2 separate regions of the Mus musculus genome follow, and region 1 is linked to region 2. The links are chromatin loops, found by intact Hi-C in ENCODE. Cell type or tissue: heart. All regions are shown on one strand. Each heading gives the region's core, and the rest is flanking DNA. Links, peaks and the distances in the headings are about the cores only. Region 1 overlaps Usp13 (ubiquitin specific peptidase 13 (isopeptidase T-3)). Region 2 overlaps Usp13 (ubiquitin specific peptidase 13 (isopeptidase T-3)).

Evidence for each region. Peaks named below come from ENCODE experiments on the same cell type or tissue, not always from the same donor. Only the 100,000 strongest peaks of a DNase experiment are listed, where the experiment ranks them.
Region 1: a loop joins it to region 2, with 2.2 times the contacts of the local background. A loop is called at or near these places in 2 of 42 quality-filtered maps.

The regions. Positions count from the first base shown.
Region 1 is chr3:32,819,311-32,827,639 of GRCm38, reverse strand. All of the region lies in intron 1 of Usp13 (ubiquitin specific peptidase 13 (isopeptidase T-3)), which reads right to left. Among named protein-coding and RNA genes, the nearest start is that of Usp13, 5.8 kb to the right of the region's middle. In heart, for the core only: no CTCF peak of the experiment used is centred there; a DNase peak (open chromatin) is centred at 4,879; H3K4me3 peaks cover 2,688 bases; H3K27ac peaks cover 3,470 bases.
Region 2 is chr3:32,905,164-32,913,492 of GRCm38, reverse strand. It overlaps Usp13 (ubiquitin specific peptidase 13 (isopeptidase T-3)), which reads right to left. Exons shown (of 21, transcript NM_001013024.2): 13 at 8,029-8,203; 14 at 1,832-1,920. Among named protein-coding and RNA genes, the nearest start is that of Gm34153, 63 kb to the left of the region's middle. In heart, for the core only: a CTCF peak has its summit at 3,083 (motif pointing left); no DNase peak of the experiment used is centred there; H3K27ac peaks cover 2,766 bases.

The sequences.
Region 1 (8,329 bases), core at 281-8,280, 86 kb after region 2:
ACATCAGGAGTGGTGGTGCACACCTTTAATCCCAGCACTCAGGAGGCAGAGGCAGGCGGATTTCTGAGTTCGAGGCCAGCCTGGTCTACAAAGTGAGTTCCAGGATAGCCAGGACTACACAGAGAAACCCTGTCTCGGAAAAAAAAGGGGGGGGGGGAATGGCCCCCATGGCCTCATATATTTGAATCCTTGGGGAATGGCACTACTTGAAAGGAATAAGAGGTCTGGCCTTATTGGAGTAGGTGTCACCTTGTTGAGGTAGGTGTGTCACTGGAGTTGGACTTTGAGGTTTCAAAAGCTGTACTAGGCCAAGTATCTCTCTCTTCCTGATGCCTGTGGATCCAGATGTGTAACTCTCAACTTCTCCAATACCATGTTGGCCTTGTGTGTCACCATGCTTCCCACCATGCTAATAATGGACTAAACTGCTGAACGTGTAAGCTAGCCCCAATTAAATGCTTTCTTTTAAAAGAATTGCCATGGTCATGGTGTCTCTTCACAGCAACAGAACCCTGACTAAGACAGGTTTATGCAGAACAGCAGGAAGCCAGGTATGACAGGAACCAGAAAAACACAAGTCCTAAGCTGGGAACTCAAACCTCCCACATATGTACAGAAATGAAGCCCCTCCTGAGGTCACATGGCAACTGAAAGAAGGGGCTGGACTGAACCCAGGCTAGCCTGATCCCCAAGGCTGCCTAGTGTGTCTGCGAAGCAGATGTCATTTTGCTGGCAGGAGCTGGGTGGGCGGCTGTTGGCAAGCATAGCCGTCGCTGCCAGGGCTTGAAAAAAAAAGAGCAGCTTTTCCTTCCGGGCTGTTGCATTCAAGGCAGGGGGCAGGACAGGGACAGCCACCGGATTCCAGAGAGGTACCTGTGCCAGGCATTCTGTCAGGCTTTCCTGTAGAGAGAAGAAAGGTGTGCCCTTCTCAAAAGTGGCCACTCCTGGCTGAACTTGTTCTATTCAGCCAGTTTCCAAGACCCCATGGACTGAGCTGCATGGAAGATGCCACTGAACTACCTGAAGGGTTGTCAATCCCCTCGGTCTTTGTGCCCTCATCTGCTATGTCCAGGGTCCAAACGGAGAGAAAATTCACGTTCACTGAAGCCCACCATAAAGCCTCAGGCTGGAGACCTGCTATACAATTCAGTGAACCCCAAGTGGCCATGCACATGAGCTTCTTGTCCCCCTTGTCCCCCCTCATCCTCACATCTTGTTCTTCTGTTCTCTTTCTTCCTGGCCAATCAATGTTCTGATCCCCTCAGCAGACCAACAACCCTGTTTCTAAGAACTGCTGAGAATAGACATCTATGGCCAGGTGGCCATGCCTCCTCCAGTCACACCCAAAGCATTAGCCAGTGCGGGGAGGACACTTGGTGTTACTAAGAGAGAGTCTGCATAATTGCAGCCAATTACAAGTGTCCTTTACGGCATTTCTACTTCCTAGCTAATTATATACATGGCGAATCTACTCCAGGATGATTTTAAGTCACATGTATTCTGCCCAGAACAGCTGGGTACACCATAGCCTATTCACATGTCTAACTTCTAGAGAAAGCACTAGCCCAGGCTCCTGCCTAAGGTTCTCTGAGCTTGAGCCAGTCAGAGAAAAGGGGACAAGGATACAATGGGCACTGTTTCCTCCAAGAAACAAGTGACATGATTCAAGGAGCACAGAGGTGGTTGCCAGTCCCTCACAAGTCTAAAGTACTCAAACTAGGCACTACCACATCCCCTGACCTCTGAAGTCCCTGCTTCCTAACTTCCCAGGCTGTACAAACTCAAAGCCCACTTGTATATCCCATCTCATCTTCTTCATGGTCACCTTTGACACACTCCATTACCCAGACCCTGGCCAGGGATCCTCCTCCATCCATGTGCTGTGGGACTCCACTGGGTCATTACCTGCTTCCTCAAGCTCCATTCTCACGGCTATTGTCCTAATAAAGGGATGTCCTCCAGTACAAAAGCAACTTTCTATTTCGATCTTTAACTCTGGGTGTCCAACTACCCCCGACTCCAGGCCTAGTCTACATTTCACTTCTAGAAGAGCAGCCACCTTGTCTCCAGCCTCTCCCCTCACTGCTAAGTGGCCAGCCCATCTAACCTAGTCTTGTTCTAAGACAGGGTCTCATGTAGCCCAGGCTATCCTTGAACTTGCCTACCTAGCAAAGGCTGACCTTGAACTCTTGGTCCTCCTAGCTTCACCTCCCTCGTGCTAAGGTCACAGGCACTTGTCACTACTGCCAGCTCTCCACCAGTTCAAATCTCATCAAGGTCATCAGACTCAGAGTAAGGATCAGACTGCTACCCAGTCTCCCTGCTGACCGGCTCTTCCAGAAGAGAATTTACTATCTCAAACACATGAAAGACCTCCACACCTTCACACCCTCCTCCAACAAAGCTACACATGTGGGACCTCCCGGAGCCAAAGCCAGACACACTGCTTGTTCTCAGGCCTGAAATCTTCGAGTGTACATTTTAAGTGCCATATCAAATAGCCTGTAAGTGCTCTGGGGGAGGGGGAGCTCTAATTGCATAACACATCATAGCTTACATTGCATCGCTGTTACACCCCAGACTCTGAACAAGCCTGAAGAAGTCCCTTAAAGTCCCCAATGCTGGGTGGGCCCATAATGGACACATTAAAGTAGAATGGAGATCTGTTACTTTCCTCCTGCCCTTGGACCTCTGTCTCCTCCACGGACACACCTCCCCCACGGTCACCTACCCCACTGCAGGCTGAATGGTGGGGTCTAAATGAGAAGTGACTCAAAACAAAATGGAGGTGGGGTAAGGGTTTCATGTGGTCCCGGCTGGCCTTGAACTCACTGTGTATCAGGATATAAGCAAGAGGATGATTTTGAACTCCTGTTCCTCTTGCCTACATCTCTCTAGTGCTGGAACTGCAAGCTTGCACTTGCACCCAGTTTTGTGCATTTCTTGAAATAGACCAAAGCTGTGTACATACTGGGCAAGTACTCTACTCACTGAAGCTAAAGGTTTTGATTCCCTTCACTGGAATCACGCACTACCCTGCATCCTAGGCATTGCCGCAGGCCAGTACTGGGCATGCACAGATCTATCACATCCATGTCATTATTACAGTTCCAGTTCTTATTCAGGCACTGTGCCTACAGATAAGGGGGTCTGCGACCAATCACACAGTACTGAACATGAATGACAGCACAGTCCTGGTGGCACCGGGAGAGGCCTGGCCTCTGGTCCTCTCCCCGGGCAATGCCATGGGGTCAATTCTACAAAGCCCCAGAGGCATCTAGAATCACAGTACACAAAACACCCAAGACACTAACTATTCCCTGGCAGCTTAAGGGTCAAACTTAGGACGTGAACAATAGTATAGCAAAATTAGAGTACCACATTGGTAATTTAGTCATGCTTTTCATTCCAAAGCCTATGTTCAGGGTCTTAAGAATAAGCAATCAGAGAAAAAGAGTCAGGATTAGTAACACAGACTTATTGTAAATGGTGTAACTTTTAGTTTTCTGTTATTTCCCTTTGATTCTCTATTCTGGCCTTACATATTCCATGGTTTGGACAATCTGTATTCTACCTAGTGACCAAAAGAAAAAAGAAAAAGAAATGGCATAAAAACAGGGGGAAAAAAAGAAAGGGAGAGCCTAGCCCAGGTTGGGGAGAGGGGTCCTCACAGTTAACACCGGGCCAGCTTTGAAGCATGTCTGGGTCACCCAGGGGAGAGGTGACAGAGAAGGTATTCTGGCTGAAACAGCCAAAACACAGGCAGAGGTGAGGTATGGAACTCCTAACTCTGGAGGGCACCTGAGAGCTAACACAAGAAAGATGGGTCAGCCAGGTAAACTGAGGCGACGAGGCAGAGTCATCTGACCAGCAGCCCTGTGCAGTTCTGGGCATCGAGAATGGTTCCAGAGGAGCGTGTGCAGACTGGAGGGAGAACAAGGTCATTGGTTAAGGAGCTTCTGAAAGACCAAGGGGAGGTCAAAGGTTAGCTGTCTTCCTTAATCATTCCACGCCTTATCTTTTGAGACAAGATCTCTCCCTAAGCCTGGAGCTGGACAATTTAGCTAGACTGGCTGGCCAGCAAGCCCCAGGAATCCTCCTGTCTCCCCAGCACTGGAATGACAGGCACATGCCACCATGCCCAGCCTTCTACACAAACTCAGGTTCGCACATTGCACGGAGGCACTGCTGCCCTGACTGTGCCATCTCCCCAGCTTTTAAAACATGAAACAACTCATCTCCCATGCCATGTCTGTTTCAGAAGATCTGGCTTGGGAAGCAAAAACTCCCAAAACTCTCATTTCTAACCATTCCAGGCAATGGTGACACTTGGTGGACAAGCTCAGGGAGATTCACCAAACCCCTAACAAAGCTTTCCCACAAGTAGATGGGCTCACAGGCCTCCCCTGGTTAGCTAAGTCAGGCCTGACTACCAAGCCCTTCTCCGATAGAATCTTACAAAGACTCCTGGGGAGACAGAGAATCATCAGCATGACGTCACCATCTAAGAACCTTGGGAAATGGAGGAGAAGTTCCTTCTCCACAGAAGTCCTGCTACTGGAAGGAGATGTGAGCTGGTGAATGGCTCCTCTCAGCTGCTGTTGCTCCTGGAAGCCTAGGGGGTTGAAGAAGACTTCCAGAACAAATGCTGAGCTGGTAAGTGAGGGTGTGTCCTGGATCAACACTCGCACAGCAGGGGGAAGGGGGGGGGAGTCTGAAGATAAATACCCTCCCCCTCTTCTGCACCTCCTGTGGAAGACTGGAGGTGCATTCCACAGCTTCCCCTCCCATAGGCTTGTTACCAGCTGCAGTTGGCTTAAGCCAGGGCTTTCCTCCCTTCTTGTTGCTATCCCTTTGCCTTCCCTGAGACAGCCTGCCAACACAAGCTGCCTTTTCCAAAGCCTGCTCTTTGCAGTGATCCAAGATAAGGCCAGGGTGACCGTTAACATTCACTGTCAACTTGACAGGACCCAGAATCACCTGGGAGACAAACCTCTCCAAGGCTCCGCAGAGGGTGGGGGTCTCGGTTGGGTTCAGTGCGGTGGGGAGACACTATCCAGGGCACTGGATTTTAGACTAAAAAAGGGAGAAAAGCAACTAAACACCAGCGTTCACTTCCCAGTTTCCTGCCTGTGGATGTAAGGGGATGAGCTTCCTCCAGTTTCTGCCACCATGACTAGTCCCACCACCTCAGAGGACTGCGCCCTCAACCACAAACCACAACAGGGGCTTTAGTCATGGAGTTTGTCATAACAACAACAGCAACAAACAATGGCTAAGACAACAAGGGCTAGACAAGCAGCTCATTCTGCAGTCGGAGGAGAGCAGTGTGCCCTGAACAGAGAAGCCCCTGTGTAGTCCAAGACTTCACACCTAGTAAATGCTTCAAAAGCAAGAATTAAAGGGATAAAATAAACAGGAAGAAAGCCAGTGTGGAAGGAATGGTACCTAAGTTCAGGTGCCTGGATACACCATAGACTATAAGCGTAGGCCCTCGGGGACAGGATGGAATCAGAAGTAGATGAGAAGGATCCTTGATAAACGCTCACCAGGGGAAAGCAGTATTAGACAAGAAGATGACTGCTGCACAGTGAGAAGCACAAACTGGCCTCACTAGACTACAAAGTACACAGTACACAGCATGAAGGAGCAACTCCACCTCAGAGAGAGCCATGTTGGGTATGTGAAGGCACAAAGTAGATGTGGGACTCAACACAATCCCCACAACCTGCACCTCACGAAACTTTTAACACAGTATCTGACCTCCAGCTCCACTAGGAAGAACATTACAGACTTCATGAGATGAACCAAGACAAGGAGAATTGAACTGAACACACTGAGGCCGGAGGCTAGACCTGGGCAAAACCAAAAGGGCAGGGGAACAAACTTGCCTTTATCATCTGTTCTGTCCTAGACACTTGAGGAGAGGAAGGACCTGGGAAGTACTGAGATGAGTCTAACCCTGTCCAGCTTACTACAGCCTGCAGAGCTCGAACTTGCCTACGGCCTGGAGCCTCCACAATACAAAGGCGTGGACTGCCTTCCTCCAACCTTGCTTTGCAATAGCTACTTTCCAACACTGGATTCAAACTGCCGAGGGGACAACTGGACAGGAGGGATTATTATTTCTTACTCGTGGTCAAGTGTCACCATGGACAAGGAGGAAAGATTCCTTTTCTGTTTGCAAGTTGTCTTCTTAGCTCAACAATAAGCCATGACTCATGTGGGTCCAGCGCTCTCTCTCTCTCTCTCCCTCTCTCTCTCTCTCACACACACACACACACACACACACACACACATGTTAATCAATTAAATAATTTCATTTAAAAATAAAATAGATTGCTAAGCCTGGGCTGATGGCATAGACCTGTGATCCAGCTATTTAGGAGACTAAGGTACAAATATCTCAAGTTCAAGGTCAGTCCAGAGTTCAGAATAATTTCAAGTAAGTTGTCTTGGCAACTCAGTGAGAGCCTATTTTAAATTATAAAAAGATATAGAGGACATAAAAAGATATATGGGGATATAGCTTACTGGCAGAGTACTTGTCTAACATGTATAAGGACCTACACCAAGATCAGGTTCAATGTTAGGGTATGAGGTTAACATGTTAAATCCCAGCTCCTACTACTGTGGGGGGTCTCTGCTCAAGTGTATGGGGACATCTGACACCAGCAAGACAAAAAAATTGCATATATGTGTGTGTACATATATATGTATAATTGATTTATATATATATTTATATATTCAAGTACTTTTTCGGAATTCAAGATCCTCTTTCTACTCCTTTCTTGGTTCTGAAGTTGCATCTTATTTGCTGCTATGATTTGAGTCCATCCCTGTTGCCCACCCCACCCTGTGCTGTGCCCCAGGTGGTAGTACTGTTAAAAGGTGGGGTAACAGAACCTTTGGTGTAGTCTGCCTAGCAGAAATGGGTCACTGGGGGCTATATCTGCTTCTCATGTTGACCTGAGCCTTCTGCTTCCTTAAGTGGCCGCACACTACTAACTGTTCCACCATTCCCTCCCCTCTAACATGGACTGCACTGTACGTGCCAACTTAAATTTTGTCTCTTGGTGGCTGTTCCTGTAGGGATTTTATGTTAGCAGCTAGAAAACTACCACACTCTGCCAAATCGGCCTTTTTGTTTTGCAATACATTATAGGCACACAAGAAGGAGATATTTGTGCTTTGCGTATTGGACCATATAACTCCTCTCCCTTAGAATATCCACCCATTCTAATATCTTCTATCACCTTTAGCTATGAGCCTTTTCAAAACAATCGGAAAGGAGGATGTCTACCCTCACCCCCACCCCAATGTAACTGTTTTTGACCTTCCCCACAAAGCCCCACAACACATATGAACAAAAGTCTTTGCTCTGTTTGACACCATCCAACTGTGTTTCTCACATGTGTGAGCTGGCACTAAGTTAGGTGCTCAAAAAAAAAAAAAAAAAAAAAAAAAAAAAAAAAAACACTGGATCCTCAGTGAACTGCTGAAGTCCCCCAAGAAAAAACTTCTCATTATCAGGCACCATGCTTTAAATGATCGGTTATAAACCCTCGTCATCTTCCCGGAAATACAGATAATGAAATAGGATGATTCATAGCCTGTAAGCAGAACCAGTCTCCCCCAAGGAACATGGCAACACGCATGAACTCATCACGTACATGGACAAGAAGCCTCTAGAGCACTGACTGGCACATGGAGACCCAGAGCCTATCTGTGGAAACCGGTTTCAACAAGCGACTTGTCCTCACCCCTGCTCTCCAGTACCAGTCTACCAGCAAAGCTTGAGAAGCAACCAGTTCACCATAGAGAAAGCCATTTTATGTGTTGTCTTAGTCAGGGTTTCTATTCCTGCACAAACATCATGACCAAGAAGCAAGTTGGGGAGGAAAGGGTTTATTCGGCTTACACTTCCATACTGCTGTTCATCACCAAAGGAAGTCAGGACTGGAACTCAAGCAGGTCAGAAAGCAGGAGCTGATGCAGAGGACATGGAGGGATGTTCCTTACTGGCTTGCTTCCCCTGCTTGCTTATCTTGCTCTCTTATAGAATCCAAGACTACCAGCCCAGAGATGGTTCCACCCACGAGGGGCCTCTCCCCCTTGATCACTAATTGAGAAAATGCCTTACAGTTGAACTCATGGAGGCATTTCCTCAACTGGAGCTCCTTTTCTTATGATAACTCCAGCCTGTGTCAAGTTGACACAAAACTAGCCAGTACATGTGTCCTGAGGAGTTAAGCCACCTTCCAGTGTCTGTAGTCTGTCCACAGCTTAAGACACTAGCCATGCCCCACCCTGGGGGAGGGGGTTCATG
Region 2 (8,329 bases), core at 6-8,005:
AATCCTAATTGATACTTTTTCTCGAATGGTGACAGTGACTGTGATGATGCTAAGTTATAAATCACAAAGCTCAAAAGAACCTGGCTGAACCTTAAGTGTCTTAAGCATCCGTGGCTGCTCTGGGAGAAAAATAAAGCCCTCATGCCTCAGTTGCCACTACATTCGACTTGCTCAAATGCAAGATTTATAAGCCTAACAGCTGCTGCAAGGCAGTGCTGCAACCTATGCAACTAGGAATAGAAATGAGTCTAAGTACAACTTAGCTTTGTCCTTCAGACCTGGAGACCAACTGCCTCCAAATGACGCCAAATATGTAAATCCTATTTAAGACAACAAGGCAGGTTGGGCATGGTAGCACATGCCTGTAAACATAGAACTTGGGAAATGGAAGCAGGAAGATCAGAAGTTCAAGGCTACCCTCATCTGCACAGGTGAATTCAAGGCTACCCTTGGCTACATAAGATCCTGTCTCAAAAAAAAAAAAAAAAAAACAACTAAACAAATAAATGAAACAATAACCCAAGAACAAAAGCTAAGACAGAAGAGTTAAATTTTAAGGACCAGTAAAACTAAACACAAGGTCAGATTCACAAAACGGACACAACTGTTCCTTAAGAGAAAAATCCAGGCCCTACCTTGAGATTCCTTTAAACCTTGGTCAATAAAATCCGGCTTCCTTTTTGTTCCTTCACAAAAATTCAAAAGGAAAAGCAAGCAAACAAACAAACCAAAAACCCCGTCCACAGCAATCCAAAGCCTGAATGGGTCAAAATTCTCAAGTATCTCAACCTTCTCAGAGGCCAGTGGAGAACAGAGTGGTCAGCACCCTGCCCTCAGACCCCCTCTGCTCCCTAAACTCTCCCAGCAAGAAAATCAAGGGTCTCCTGGGCACTGGGAATAGCTCAGCACAAAGGGTGATAAACTGGCACTCTGTGCCCACCAGCACCAGGCCTCCTCAGAAATCATGCTGGCTGTTCTTCCTTCTGTCTCCAGGTCCCCTTCTACCCGTGTTTGGATGACTCTTAAGGCTTTCATCGTTTTGTTGTGTAAGTGCCCAAAAACAAGTCTGTAAGAGACTGGCAGTTTGAAGTCCTTGCTAGAGAAGCTACACGGAGTGAGATGCAAATCCTTGCACAAGCCTGGAGGTCACTTAAGACTGCTCACATTCAACCCTGGTGGCTAAGGAAATGGTCTTTATGCCTTATCTGGAAAATGGGCCTCCCACACTGACCAAGGACCTTGAGTATTGATGAAAAGGCAGCCAGTGAAGCCCAAACCACATCCTTCTATCAACTGTCCAAATCCAATGTTTCCAAGTGGTTGGGAGGAAAATGTGTATGATTTAGATGAATATCACATACATATAGTACTGCTGTATCTCAGAGGCAGGGAAGGGTGCTAAGAGGAAGTTATACCTCCAGCTACCTACTACTACAAGTGTGGCGTCTGGACTGTCAATGCCAACACCATGCGGTAGGTTAGAAACATGGTCGCTCAGCCCACCTACACCTGCCAATCAGGATCTGCATTTTCCAAAGATCCCAGGTGACCTGTGTGCACAGTAACTTCTGAGATGCGCTGTCGCAAGGAGTGTACTTCCCCTCTGAGAACCTGATCCTCCCAGAGCTCAGTGGTGAGGGTGTGGTTAGCATATGGTGTTTCTTATGGTAGTGTTTCTCCTAGATTCTGGGTCCAGAGAAACCTGGGAGTAACAGAGGAAACAATGGGGTGGAAGGGACGGGGCAGACGTTCCCACAGCCTCTTTCACATGCCATGTCTGGTTAGGTGGCTCACTCTATAGTTTAAGCGAAAGCATGCAAAGGATACCTACCAAATTTTCTGGGAACCCAGTCAAGACCAAAAGTGAACTTCTTTATCTGCACTACCAAGTATTCAGGGAATGAGGCAAAGCGAGAAGTTCTGGGAAACACAAGGGGAGGAGATCAATCAAACAAGGAAGAAAAGAAAGGCTATTGCTGTCCATGGCTCACAGGCAGCTTTGTCTGGGGCTCCTGGCAATGCCAAGGACTGCCCTGAGAAGGAACCAACCAACAGTCAGTACACCGGTACTCGCACACTCGCTCCAACCCCCTGGCTTCTCTGCCGCAGAAAATGCTGACTGGGGACACAGTAATCACTGGGTGCAGCTATCTCACAGTGACTGCTTTGCTGCAGTGCTCTGGAAAGTGTGCCTAAACCACTTGATTTCCCAGCATTCTTGGAGTGTTTTTACCTGTGTATGTATCTGTGTGTGTTCTCAGTCAAGCACGCACCATGTCTGTGACATTCCCTACGTGGTGCAGAGAAGCCAGCCTCACTCCTCCTGGGCATCACTGTCTCACAGCAGTGGACTGGTGCAAGGGAGGGTTGCCAGAACTCGGGTTGAGGCTGACCATTACAGAGTCTCTTTGAATACCAGGATCCCGGGTAGCACGGGTCCTATAGCTAGCTCTCTCTATCTAAACCTAAGCCTTATCTTTTAAAAGATTTTAGCTTATGTGTATGGGTGTTTGCCTGCACGTGTGTATATGTACCATGTCTGTGTCCACAGACCTAAGAAAAGCAGGTCATGTCCCCAGGAACTGGAGCTACCTGTGGTTATGAGACACCATGTAGGTCCTGGGAACCAGACCCTGGTCCTCTGCAAGAGCGGCAAGTGCTCCTGCCCCTGAACTTGACATTTTTAAATTAACACTGAGTTAATTCTGAGTTCACTTCAAACTGAAATACAGAGTATTCTAGGCTTGGCTTTATCACTTTTATGCACACACTGACTGTTCTAATTGCACATCAAATCCATGCCTCTCAGTGCCCGAATCCCACTCATTCGGTCACCAATTATGTCTTTCCAGCACCTCTTTCTATTTGCCTGTCTATGTAAACAGACAAAGAGCCACATTGTTTCCCAGCCTTTGGGCTAAAATCATGTACAGACAATGAGCCAGAGATGGTACAATAGGTCCCCTTTAAAATAGAAGGCTCCGAGCTTTCTCCTCCAAACCTCACTGTTGAATTAGAGCCATTGCCTTCTATCTGATACACATCTTTTTAGGTCTGAACAAACTCCAATGTATTGCTGCCCTCTGGTGCAGAATAGTAGACACAGCACAGGGCTGACCATGGGCAAAGAGTAGAGAAGTATGGCTTTAAGTCTTCAGTAGGCTCGTAATTTACTCCAGATCCGGGGGAATCTCTGGCCCCTCTGAGGCTCGTTTTACATCTGGAAATGATCTTACTCGTGGATGTGCTGTCAGGGTTGTTCAGTGCTTTCTCGCCCTTGTGAAAACCCCTTGACACACCAGACTGTACTGTACTGAGGAAGTGGAGTGAATTCCATCATCCCTAAAGTTTCGGACACTGAACTGGTCTGTCACTGACCTGTATCTTCCCTGCTCTGTCTCAAGTTCTCCCTCAGAAGGACAGTAGATGAGAACAGGCCTCAATGCAAGGCAACTATGAGAGCTCAGCCTTGCAAAGGGATTGATCTAGGATTATCCTGGCTCTCTGAAGAAACGTACAGTCCCTCCAATTGGGTTCTCTGGCTGCCTGAGAAGCCTAAATATATATCATTCTCATTTAAATGAAGCCAAGACTTCCAGTTTACAGAAAGTCAACAAAATTCACCTGCTATTATAGCATTTTCAACTAATGAAAAAAGTTATCTTTCAGCTACAGTGTGTGAGTGTGTATGTGTGTGTATGTGTGTGTGTGTGTGTGTGTGTGTGAGAGTGAGAGAGAGAGAGAGAGAGAGAGAGAGAGAGAGAGAGAGAGAGAGAGACAGAAAGAGACAAAGAGAGACAGAGAGGGACAGAGAGAGACAGAGAGGGAAGAGAAGAGAGAGAGAGAGAGAGATGCTCATGTATGTGTCCATCAAAGGTCAACAATCAGTGGGTGTGTTTCTTCCTCTCTCACTCTCCACCTTACTTTTATGAGACAGTCTCTACTGTCCCTGGAGCTCAGATGAGAGTGGCTAGCCAGTGGGAGCCCGGGATGTGCCCCTGTCCTCATCCCAGTACCATGTTTACAGCCATGCCCACCGTGCTCTGCTTCTGCACAAGCCACACCAGATCCCACACAGGCAAGCTCTCATTCCTAAGCAGCAGTCTTTACCACTGAGGCCTCTCCTCTGCCCAGACCTTCTCACATTAATATCAAATCTGGGGTAATCTCATTAAATCAATGGTATGCAAATGGTGACTCTGGAGCCAGGAAAGTTGCTGACTCTATGCTAAAGAGCTGTGTGAAAATAAGGTATGGGCAGTGGATTAGTTGGAGGTTGGGACAGAAGGTGGAGGAACAATTAAGGAATGACTCTGTAGTGGGTAACTACCAACCATTCAAAAATATCTTAAACTCAACCACACTGCATTTTGTTCCACATATATCTCAGGTTTGTCTCAAGAGCAATAAGAATCTCCACTCAGTAACAGGAGTTCGCGGACATCAAGTTACAGTTAAATCTGACAATATTAAACTGGGCTTTGCAAATGGGTTGGCAGTTGTACAATGTCTATTAGCACTGCTCACTCATTACAATTAAGACTCACATGTTATGAAGACATCTTATTATGAAAAAACAATGTAAGCTGCAATAACTAACATGGTCTACTCCACAGCATTGAAAATTGGCTAAGTCAAAAAGAGTACTAGCCCCTTTCTGGTAAGTGCACCAAAAATGCCATTAGTCAACTATATGCAAACCTCATGACCCACAGCAAATACACATGCACATGCGCACACACATTCACAAAAGATCACAATAATGACAGTGACAACAGCTGCTGACAGGTACATGCAAGGCATCTATTCTGTTCAGCTCCCTTAGGCATCAGTTCTATAAATAAAACCCTTCTGTTATCCCCGCTTTACAGATAGGAAAAGGGGCACTGGCAGGAGCGTTAGCTGCCCAAGGTCACATTCCAGCTGATGGAGAGAGTCTGCTCTGGGGCCCACACTATGCTCCTCTCTCCCAAGTGACAAAGTGTAAGTGGGACTCTCCCCACAGCCACACTGGACAGGAGTGGGGTCTTGTCCAGCACTCTGCCTAGAATGAGCTGTAATATTTGGTAGGTAAATGGATGCTCCAAACAATACCGGGCTTCCCTGACACAGCCTGTCAGGATCGTTTTAGAGCAGTGGCTCTCAACCTTCCCAATGCTGTGACCCCTTAGTACAGTTCCTCATGTTGTGGTGACCCCCAATCAAAAAGTTATTTCATTGCTGCTTCATAACTCTAATTTCACTTCTGTTATGAATCAGAATGTAACTATCTGGTATGCAGAATAGCTGATATTTGAACCTGTGAAAGAGTCATTCTCTCAACAAAAGGAGTCTCAACCCCGATGTTGAGAAGCATTGATGTAAAGAACCATTATGTCTGGTCCATCCTGACTTATAGGCCTACCTAGATCAGCCCACTCTTTCTTTCTTTGTGTTTGTTTGTTTGTTTGTTTTTAATAGAGAGATATACTATGCTGTCCAGGCTGATATTGAACTCTCTCTGTTGTCTAGGCTGGCCATGAGCTTGCCAATCCTCCTGCCTCAGCTTTCCAAGTTCTGGGATCACAGGTATGCACTACCCCACCTGGTCACCAAGGATACAAGCCTTTTGCCTTTTTCTGGATTTTCGGGCTCAGGGTCTAACAAAAGGAAGGTTCAAACTGACATTAACAAAATGCCAGCAGCATCACAGCCTACATTATAAAAAATAAATTAAAACTAAAAAATCCCCAGAAGTTCACTAGCTGGCTTTGCCAAATGCCAAAACAAGCATTTGAAACTATAAAGTACATAAGGACTGCTAAGCATGGCTGTATGTGGACTCGGTGGATTACGTGGGTAAACCCAGGATAGAAGTGCCATCCCTGAGTGCCATCAGACCAGCTTAATCTCACAAGCATGCCACTTACTGGACAACTGCTTCTCCTTTTATTGCCCCATCTCTAAAGCGGGAGACCACTGGAGCTTACCCCGCACTGCTAAGACCATATTAAATGTGATAACTGATGGGTGGGAGTTTGGGCTACAGCAAGACCCTGTCTCAAAACACAAGAGTAGTCTGGAAAGAAAACAGTTGATAGCAGGTTCATCCCAAGCTCCTAGGTAGGCAGTAAGTAGTAGGTATGTTAGTAGCTCTAGCCTTCTTTTCTAAAGGATGGTTACTTTAGATAATAACAATTGCGATACAACACTAATTCTTCTTGAGCATAGAAACAAGCATATAGGGGCCGAGGAGACGGCTTTTGGATGAAGACCTCGCCTCACAGGTTTAGGGATCTGAGTTTAGATACTCCCAAATTATGTAAAGCCAGGCAGTGATATATCTCAGTCACCCAGTGCTCCCTCAGTGAGGTGAGAGATGGTTGTCTTCTGACTTCCACAAGCAGAAAGAGGTGTGTGCCTGTACGCATGGCACATGCACACTCATGCATGCACACACAGAGACAAAGACACACACACACACACACACACACACTCAACAGCTCCTGCAACAAAACTTACCTAAGGAAAGACAGCTGATAACAGAATGAATGCTATTAATGCTCATTTGCATGTGCACCTTCTCAAACTTTTTAAATAAGAATGGGGCCTTTTGTTTTATTTTGCTTTGGTTTGTTATTTTGGAGGTTTATTGGGGGTGGTGGTTGTTTGTTTGTTTTTGTTTTTGATTTTGCGTTGACATGGTTGTGGGCCAGGTTTTGGCCTTGTTTTGTTTTGTGTAGTTTAAAAAATCAAGCCTAACCCCCACCCCCACTCCCCCACAAGCACTAAGCAGGAGCTCCCGCACTGAGATGTATTTCTATGAGGTAGTTTTGTTTTCCAATTTCTGATGCCCTGTAGTCTGGTCTGAAGCAAAGCAGGGTCCTGCAGGTGCTGCATACAGCAACTGACAGCAGACTTGGCTACTAGGCTGCAGGGCGGGGGAAAAAGCCAAAAACAAGCAGCCATAGCGCTCCATCCTTCACTCTGTCAACTGAGAGCTAGGTCTCACCCTTGAAAGGAGGGGCCAAAGAACATTTCAGAAACAAGCTTCCAAGAGCTGGGAATATAGCTCACTGATAGAGTGCTCACTGAGCATCTATAGAACCTTGGTTTAATCTCCAGCACTGAAAGGGGTTGTAGAGAAAGAAAAAGCAGACGAATGAAGTCCTAACAAAGAGGTAAAACAGAGGGACAAAGAACTGAGTGCACAGAGCTCCCAGGAGCCCTTTATTCTATGTCTCTACATGCACTCTCTCCCCAACTCACGTGGCAATATGAAGTGTTTTGGCAAGAACTGTCAGAATCAAATCAATTAAGGTATCAAGTGGAGAGAAGAAAATACATGTGCCTGACAACCAGGCTCACAATATGAGCATGAGAAATCTCCTGACTCAGGCGTAAGCAGCTCACCAAGCAAAGGTTCACGCCAACCCGGCATGCCCAAGGCTTCCCAATCAACCAAGGCCTGTGCTAAAACTTAACCATAAGATTACAAGATAATGCCCTGGCATTTACATATGGAAGGCTGCCAAAAGCAATTCTGTGACCTCTTTACCAGTAATCATTCTTGCCATGTGGGTATAAGGGTGTTTCTCAACCCTACTCTACTCTCTTGGCAAGAAGAAGGGAGGGAGGGAGGGAGGGAGGGAGGAAGGGAGGGGAGGAAAGAAGGAAGGAAAGAAGTAAAGAAGGAAGGAAGGAAGGGAGGGAGGGAGGAGAGAGGGGGAAGGGAAAGGAAAGGAAAAGAAAAATATTTCAACTACAAATACAAAATAAACCATAATTCTGCTTTATTTAAAAAAAAAAAAAAAAAAAAGAGGTGGACACTCCTAATCCTAGAGCATAACCCAAATCACAGGATTGTCTTACTGGTCAGCCTTAGCAAGTGAAGTGAAGGGCAGCTACAGATGTATATCACAACCCATCTCACCCTCATGAACAAGCACTCGAGGACTCTCAGAACACCCACGCCCCTCCCCAGCCTTTTTCGGCCCCTACCTCACTCACTAGGCCCCTCTTTCCCCATCAACAGCCTGTCTTACTCACTTGACCCCTGCAGACTTGGCCTGCAGAGCGCTGCTCCAGAAATCATCCACATTGTCTGGTTCAGCAAAGGCCTGAAGGCAGGCACTGAATGGGATCTTGGCTCGCACCAGCTCAGGTAGGGGTCTTCTGTTGGCTTCTGCTTCCCTCCGCATGAGTTCATAGGTGATCAGCTCATCTGAGGAAAAGCAGGGAAGGCAGGAACCTGCAATCACTCTTTTCCTGAGTCACACCCTCTGGGAAAGTGCATTTCCCTGTAGGTCAGGACTGATGCCTTGTCTGTCCATTCCAGAGACGCCTGCCC